Linked DNA regions of Homo sapiens: region 2 is linked to region 1. A link is an interaction called in ENCODE POLR2A ChIA-PET data of the cell type or tissue named here. Cell type or tissue: GM12878. All regions are shown on one strand.

The links. Peaks named below come from ENCODE experiments on the same cell type or tissue, not always from the same donor. Only the 100,000 strongest peaks of a DNase experiment are listed, where the experiment ranks them.
Region 2: POLR2A ChIA-PET joins it to region 1 with 5 read pairs; 1 of 35 experiments calls an interaction of 5 or more read pairs at or near these places.

What each region holds. Positions count from the first base shown.
Region 1 is chr20:36,841,219-36,845,218 of GRCh38, reverse strand. All of the region lies in intron 1 of MTCL2 (microtubule crosslinking factor 2), which reads left to right. Among named protein-coding and RNA genes, the nearest start is that of MTCL2, 20 kb to the left of the region's middle. RefSeq lists an enhancer at 3,500-3,559. In GM12878, a CTCF peak has its summit at 1,910; DNase peaks (open chromatin) are centred at 1,718 and 3,085; H3K27ac peaks cover 3,818 bases.
Region 2 is chr20:37,306,448-37,310,447 of GRCh38, reverse strand. The region is part of intron 2 of MANBAL (mannosidase beta like); the gene reads right to left. Among named protein-coding and RNA genes, the nearest start is that of MANBAL, 19 kb to the right of the region's middle. In GM12878, no CTCF peak of the experiment used is centred here; a DNase peak (open chromatin) is centred at 1,567; H3K27ac peaks cover 2,169 bases.

The sequences.
Region 1 (4,000 bases):
AATCCCTTGGGGGGCTCACCCTAGGAGTTTCTGATTCAGCAAGTCTGGGTTGGGACATGAGAATTTCTCACAAATTCACCAGTGATGCTGATGTTACTGGTCCAGGAACTGCACTTTGAGAGCCACTGTAATTCAGGTATTGTAATTATGCATGGATTATGTTTTCTTTTTCTTTTCTTCTTCTTCTTCTTCTTTTTTTTTTTTTTTTGAGACAGAATCTTGCTCTGTCACCCAGGGTGGAGTGCAGTGGTGTGATCTCAGCTCACTGCAATGTCCATCTCCTGGGTTCAAGCAATTCTCCTGCCTTAGTAGCTGGTATTACAGGCACCTGCCACCATGCCTGGCTAATTTTATATTTTTAGTAAAGACAGGGTTTCACCAAGTTGCCCAGGCTGGTCTCGAACTCCTGACCTCAAATGGTCCGCCCGCCTCGGTCTCCCCATAGTGCTGGGATTACAGGCGTGAGCCACTGCACCTGGCCTGTTTTCTCTATTTTCAAAACTGTCTCTATGATCATGTTTTACTTTTAGAGACAGGTTCTTGCTCTGTTACCCAGGCTGGAGTGCAGTGGTGCAATCATAGTTCAACAGAACCCCAACCTCCTGGGCTCAAACAATCCTCCCACCCCAGCCTCCCAAGTAGCTGGGGCCACAGGTGCACTACCAGACCAGGTAATCCATCCACCTCAGCCTCCCAAAGTGCTGGGATTACAGGCATGAGCCACCGCACCTGGCCAATGATAGCCATTTTTAAAGTCACGGCCTATTTGGATGTAATACATTATTATTATTGTTGTTATTATTATTATTATTATTATTTTTTTTTTGTAGAGATGAGGTCTTACTGTGTTGCCCAGGCTGGTCTTCAACTCCTGGGCTCAAGTGATCCTCCTGCCTCAGCCTCTCAGAGTGCTGGGGTTACAGGGGTGAGCCACTGTGCCCTGCCAGTGCTTTATTTTATTTTATTTTATTTTATTTTTTTCTGAGACAGAGTCTCGCTCTGTTACCCAGGCTGGAGTGCAGTGGCATGATCTCAGCTCACTGCAACCTCCGCCTCCTGGGTTCAAGCAATTCTCCTGCCTCAGCCTCCTGAATAGCTGGGATTACAGGCGTGCACCACCACGCCCGGCTAATTCTTATATTTTTAGTAGAGATGGGGTTTCACCATGTTGGCCAGGCTGGTCTCAAACTCCTGACATCGTGATCTGCCGGCCTTGGCCTCCCAAAGTGCTGGGATTACAGGCGTGAGCCATCGTGCCCGACCTGGCCTGTTTTATAAATAAGAAAATCAGTCATTTAAAAGTTAAAAAAAATGATTTCCAAAAATGACTCTAGTGCTCTGGGTGTGATCTTGTGTAAGAGATGTTACCTCCCATGATCTAAATGTCATGCATTTGTTAATGTAGCCCAGCATCATAGGGTTGTGTGCATTTCCCCTTGGTTCAACCTGAGCTTGGGGTCCACTTAGACCCTCCTATTCTTTCCATCACCATATCCTGTCATTTTAACTTTCTAGAGATAATAAGTGAGGTGCTGGTAACCGGCATGGCTAGGATTTGAACACAGATCCATCTGGAGGCTGGCCTAGCCTACCGGCTTGCACTTCCTGAGTGATCTTTCCTTCATGCTTCCTTCACCGGCTGCCTGAAACAGCGCGTGGATCCTTCACTTCCTCATTTTTTTAACTGGTGTGATCATTTACTGTTCCACTTCCTCCTCTCCACTCTGGTTCTGTCCACGTGGTATGCTGGTGGGGTGGTGAGTCTATGAGGGTGGAGGTGGGGGTGGGGGGCTGGCAAAGTGACTGTTCTCTGCAGCCCCAGGAGTCAAACCGATGGGCAGGAAAACCTCTCGAGCTTGTGAGAACTGGCCTGGAGGGCAGGGCTCCCTAACCCTGACTCTGAGTTAAATCCATCCAGCCTCAGGGGGCGCTGGCAACCCCAGTCGTACCCCCTTCCTCACAGGGAGCCATCCTACCAGGCTGACCATTGGAAGAGCAGAGCAGTCCTCCCCATCTGGGCAGGCAGGAGTGAAGAGAGAGAACCCCATGTTTGTTCCTTTCACAGGCACAAAATCAGATCCCCCTTCCTCCCAGCCCCAGCGAGGGTGTGGTGAGGGGTGCTCGGACAGAAGCCAGAGGTGTCCCTCTGACGGGAGCAGAGTGGACACTCCCTCCTCCCAGTGGCAGCATGAGGAGGGAGGAATACGAGACCCCACTTCCCAGTCCCTTCCTTTCCGTTTTCTTTGGGGAAAGACGGGTAGGGAGAGCTGAGGAATCCGGCTCTCCAGATCTGCCCTCTCCAGGGCCCACAGAGGCCTTCTTGCCCCTTGGACCCCCCACCCCTGCTTCCATCACTGCCATCCTCGGTGCTTCCCCTGGCTCCTCAGGGATGCCTTTAGCAGGTCATTCATCCCTGGTGACTCTGTTTCTCTTTTTTTTTATTTTGTGAGACAGAGGCTCGCTCTGCTGCCCAGGCTGGAGTGCAGTGGTATGATCTTGGGTCACTGCAACCTCTGCCTCCCAGGTTCAAATGATTCTCCTGCTTCAGCCTCCCGAGTAGCTGGGATTACAGGTGCCCACCACCATGCCTGGCTAATTTTTGTATTTTTAGTAGAGACGGGATTTCACCATGTTGGCCAGGCTGGTCTTGAACTCCTGGCCTCAGGCGATCTGACCGCCTTGGCCTCCCAAAGCGCTGGGATTACAGGCGTGAGCCACCGCACCTGGCCAGTTTCCCTTCTTAGTATACAATCTTATTTAAATCATTCGGTCACATTAAGAGTAGGTATTATCATTCCCATTTGTGACTAGGTTTTCACATTTGTATGAGACATAATAATTATGCATTTCTTCTGCGTAATTCTACTTCCCTCCCCCTTACACTTAGTATCTAATGATTGTTGCACATTCGTATGTCTTTTTTGTTGTTTTTGACCTGACTAAACATGCATGCATCCATTCAGTTAATATTTGTTGGGAGGCTACCACCTGCTAGGCCAAATGGGGTTGCCTCCAGGCACTCATGGTTTGGCTGGGAGACAAACTATTAAACATAGAATTGCAAATTTGCTAATAATGATTACAAAGGAGAAGTGAGGAACAGCTGGAAGCTGATGACAGCGGTAGCAGAAGCTGCCTTCAGGAAGTGAGGTCATACTCTTACCCTCTCTGCTTAAAACCCAAACCCAGGCCAGGCATGGTGGCTTATGCCTGTAATCCCAGCACTTTGGGATGCTGAGCTAGGCAGATTGCTTGAGCTCAGTTCATGAGCAACCTGGGCAACATGGCAAAACCCTGTATACACACACACACACACACACACACACACACACACACACACACACCCCACCCCCCACCCCCGATGTGGGGTTGTGTGTCTTTGGTCCCAACTACTTGGGAGGCTAAGGTGGGAGGGTGGCTTGAGCCTGGGAGGCAGAGGTTGCAGCGAGCTGAGATTTTGCCACCGCACTCCAGCCTGGGTGACAGAGTGAGACCCCATCTCAAAACAAAAGCAAGCAAACAAATCCCAAACCCAAATTCTATTTGGCCCTTCACAGTACCATGTGGTTGACTCCTGTCAGTTTCCTCAGCCTCAAATTAACCCAGTAGCTGCCCTGGCCTCCTTGCTGTACCTTGACACACTGAGCTCTTTCCTGCCTCTGAGCCTTGGCACACACTGTTCCCTCTGCCTGGAATAACCTCTCCCCCTAGCTTTCTCGGCTGTTCCTTCTTGTCTCAGCTCAAATGTCTCTTTTGTAGAGATGGCCTCCCTGATCATGTCCCCTAACATAGCACCCCCCCTCACCCTATCATATAACTCATGTTGTTTGGTTTCATTTTGGCTTTGTCTTTATAGCACTTAACAGTATCTGAGGTTTGTTTTTGTTTTTTTTTCTTGGAGATAGGGTCTCACTCTGTCACCCAATGGTGCAATCTCGGCTCACTGCATCCTCTGCCTCCTAGGTTCAAGTGATTCTCATGCCTCGGCCTCCCGAGTAGC
Region 2 (4,000 bases), 470 kb before region 1:
TCTAAGAACAATGGAGTTAGGCAGGAATATCCTCTTCTGATGACGGAGGCAGACTAAAAGCAGGTCAGCACTCAGACCAGTCTGCTTAACGCTGAAGGTGCTGCCCATCCCAGCGGGCCATGAGGGCCTGAGACAGGGTGGGAGCTGAGAAGGCCTCGCAGAGATGAAACTAGCAGTGGCCTTGAGGAAAGATAGGACTGGCTGAAACAGAGAGCAAGGAAGGCCATCCATGTGGACTCAACAAGGCAAACGGAGACACGGAGTCCAGGATGCGCTTGGCAGGCGGGGAGAACTGTGATTAGAAAGAACAGCCTTGGGAGCTCATTCCAGACACAATTCAGCACGACTATGCTGGCCCTCCCCACTGGCTGCTCTGTGGCTCCTTGTGTGTCCAGCCGTCTCTCCCAAGAACCGGTCGGTACACATCTCCAGACCACAGGCTGGTGGAAGCATGTTTATACCCTCATCACACGGCAATCTCTCCAGAACGGGTCATTAAGTAAAAAACAGCCTGCCTCTCAATTCAACTGCAACCTCCTCCCAAGCTTTAAAACCACACAGAGCAGAAATGCACAGTTGCTTCTGTGAGTCTGTGTCCTGAGGTGTTGAGAATGGGTGGATGCTTGCCTGGGGCTCATTATTTATTTACGGCAGGCCTCACTGGCAACTAGCGGCCTCGTTTAAAATCAAGACCCTTGTGCAAAATTTTCCAGAAGAGTCCTGACCTTCTAGGCCACTGTCCTACTGCACCACAGGAATGAGCCACCTGTGGTGCAGTAGGTGCAGGTGGCTCACCATACTGATGAGCCAAAACATCATCAGGGGTCTAAACACTGCAGGGCTTTCTGGTTGGTTGTGAAGTCTCCACGGGCATCATATTGAAAGCCACCACTCTCACCATCGCCCGTGGCGAGTCCTCCACTAGATCGCAATGCTGGCCACCGGCTGTCTGTCTTCCCAGCACCTCTTTTCCATGGGGACCCTGCCCTTTCCCTATCCCATGGGGGTCTGGGGGACTCTCAGTCACTGGGGTCACAAGAGTAGGCAGCTAAATGTGGCCTGGCCAGAGACAGCACTCATTCCTGCTTCCCACCTGTGAGACAAGGTGTATGTGGCCAAGGAGAGGCCTTCCATGAGACTCAGAAGGTGAGGAGAGGCAGAGAAATGGCTTCTCTCACCTGTCAATCCCGACTGATAAGGGCACTGACTGTGGCTGCTGCAGCCATCTTTCCCAACACAGAACAAGGGCCTAGGAAGGAAGCCAGCACTCCCAGGAAAGCCAGGAGAGAGAGAGACACATGAAGCCCTGGAGACCCCTTGAACCCCTAAATCCAGCTGTCCTTTGAAATTCCCAGTTCCAAGAGCCAATACTGTTTCCATTCGGGGAAGCTGCTGGAGCTGTTTCTGAACTTGCAACAGGAAGAGTCCCCACTAATATGAGACGGTGGCAATCAACAAACATGGCAGAGTAGAAGTGAAAGGACCTGCCTTCTAGAAGCAGGCAGCTGGCTGTGAGCTGACGAGATGCACTATAAGCATATGAACAGATGAGAATAGTCAACACTGAAACTAGGAGAGTTTCTGATTCACTACCGTGTATGACTGACTATCTGCCACACAAGTTGCTGAACTCAAAGTCTACACCCACTTGCTTAGTTACCTTCGTGCACCTTATCTGGCTGAATCAACACTCTGTGTAGAAATCGATCCGGAAGAGGCTTGGAGGAGGGTTATGGGGAGGAGGAAGACAGGCTCCCCACCTTGAGAAGAAACCTGTCCCCCACTTCCCACTGCACTCCATGTAGAGAGGCTATGGACCATCTCCCCCAGAAAATGTGCCTAGGCATATAAAACCTCACATTCTTGTACACAATTTGAGGGGGATCACAGACCCCTCAAACCTATCCCAGGACTTCCCTAGAAAGCCAGGAACTCCCTATTGAGAACTTTCTTCTACTGAAACCCAACTCTGAAGGACGGCAGCTGGAACACAGTGGTGGTGTCAGACTAGGCTGGCTTTCCCCAATCCTCTCCAGGGAACTGGTGTCACATGTGCTCTCCATGAACCACTCGGTGGACTTCAGGGAGGCCACACTCTCCTGGTCTCCTGCCCACTGCTCTGCCTGTCACTTGAGAGAGGGAGAGAAAGGGAGACCCCAGCTTTGTCTGCCTAGCAGTCCCCCTGTGGGAATGGACCTTCCCATCCTCACTCAGAGGTCACTCCACAGAACCCTCCCCTCCCCTCCACTGGCCACAGCTGTCCCAAGCTGGGTCAGCCACAGTTCCTTCCCTGGGGATGCTGGAACTGAGACCAGCAGGAAGGCATGGTTGTGTTTAGTGGCTGTGCTGCATCTCACCACAGGGCCAGCAAGCAGAGAAGCAGGGTCCTAGTTAGAAAAGCAAAAGACAGGAGGGAGACAGGAAGGGAGGCAGAGGGCATGCCAGTGAGGAGCAGTAAGTCCCAGTTCCCACCACTTCCGGAGGCCCTGCGGCGCTCCTGCTCTTGGGTTCTAGGACAGCACCCGCACCTTCTCAGTCTATCTACATTGCACGGAAACTACTTCAACAGGTTGGGTATGCTCCAAGTTCACGTCTTTCCTGGATCTTCATTTCCCTTGCAAAACTCAGCAACTCATTCTTGGGTTTCAAGTAATAATGCTGTATTTGTTTGGTTTCCTTTTTTTTTTTTTTGAGATGGAGTCTCGCTCTGTCGCCCAGGCTGGAGTGCAGTGGCACAATCTCAGCTCACTGCAACCTCCATCTCCCGGGTTCAAGGGATTCTCCTGCCTCAGCCTCTCTAGCAACTGGGATTATAAGTACACACTACCACGCCTGGCTAGTTTTTGCATTTTTAGTAGAGACAGGGTTTCACCATGTTGGCCAGGCTGGTCTTGAACTCCTGACCTCAAGTGATCCGCCCACCTCAGCCTCCCACGTGCTGGGTTTACAGGCATCATAATGCTCTGTTAATAAAATAATTGTCAGGTCTCTATTCCCAACTTCTTGCTCGCCTTTCCTTTCCCACACGGAACATTTTGCTATTATTTCAAACTTAACACATCTAAGAACTGAACATATCCTGTCCTCCTAAAATTGGTTTGTGTTTGAGGGAAATTATCTAAAGACTTGAGTAGTGGCTGCATATTACAATCACCTGGACACTTTAAAAAAATACTGATCCAAGCCGGGCACACTGGCTCATGCCTGTAATCCCATCACTTTGGGAGGCCAAGGTGAGAGAATCACCTGAGCCCAGGAGTTCAAGACCAGCCTGGGCAACATAGTGAAACCGTGTCTCTACAAAAAAATTATTTAAAAATTAGCCAGGTGTGGTGGAGCACACCTGTAGTCCCAGCTACTGAGGAGGCAGAGGACGGGAGGATCACTTGAGTCCAGGTCGAGACTGCAGTGAGCTACGATTGTGCCACTGCACTCCAGCCTAGGCAATAGAGCAAGACCCTGTCTCAAAAACATAAATAAAAAGAAAATACTGATCCAAGGCTTCAGAGAACAACTGAATCAGAATCTCTGGGTGTGGTCTAGGCCTTTGAAAGTTCCCCAGATGGTTCTATGTGCAGCCTTGTGGAGAATCATTGGCCAGTCCAAGGACCGGCACTGTCATTCTCTAATCCCAGCTCACAGCAAACAGACATCATTGATCAATTTCTTTCCTCCAGAGCAAAGCAGCAGCCCCCAGAATCCTTTTCACCATGGCCACCAAGCAATTGATCAGACTTGGCATGAGAGATGAAACTTACCAGCTAACCTGGACTAGATGGAAATGGTACTAGGACCTACTATCTTCTATTTTAGAATCCAGCCTACAAGAAAATGCTTGGATTAAGTGTGGCCCACGCCTCCATCAGGCTCAAACAAATGTTTGTTTTCTTAGGTCTGAGTTTAATGAGTTGCCAATGAGAAAACCTTTTCATTTGGCTTACGATTCTAGGGACTTGGTTTTTGATTTTACAAATTGACTCTTGCTCCTACTATGAAAAGG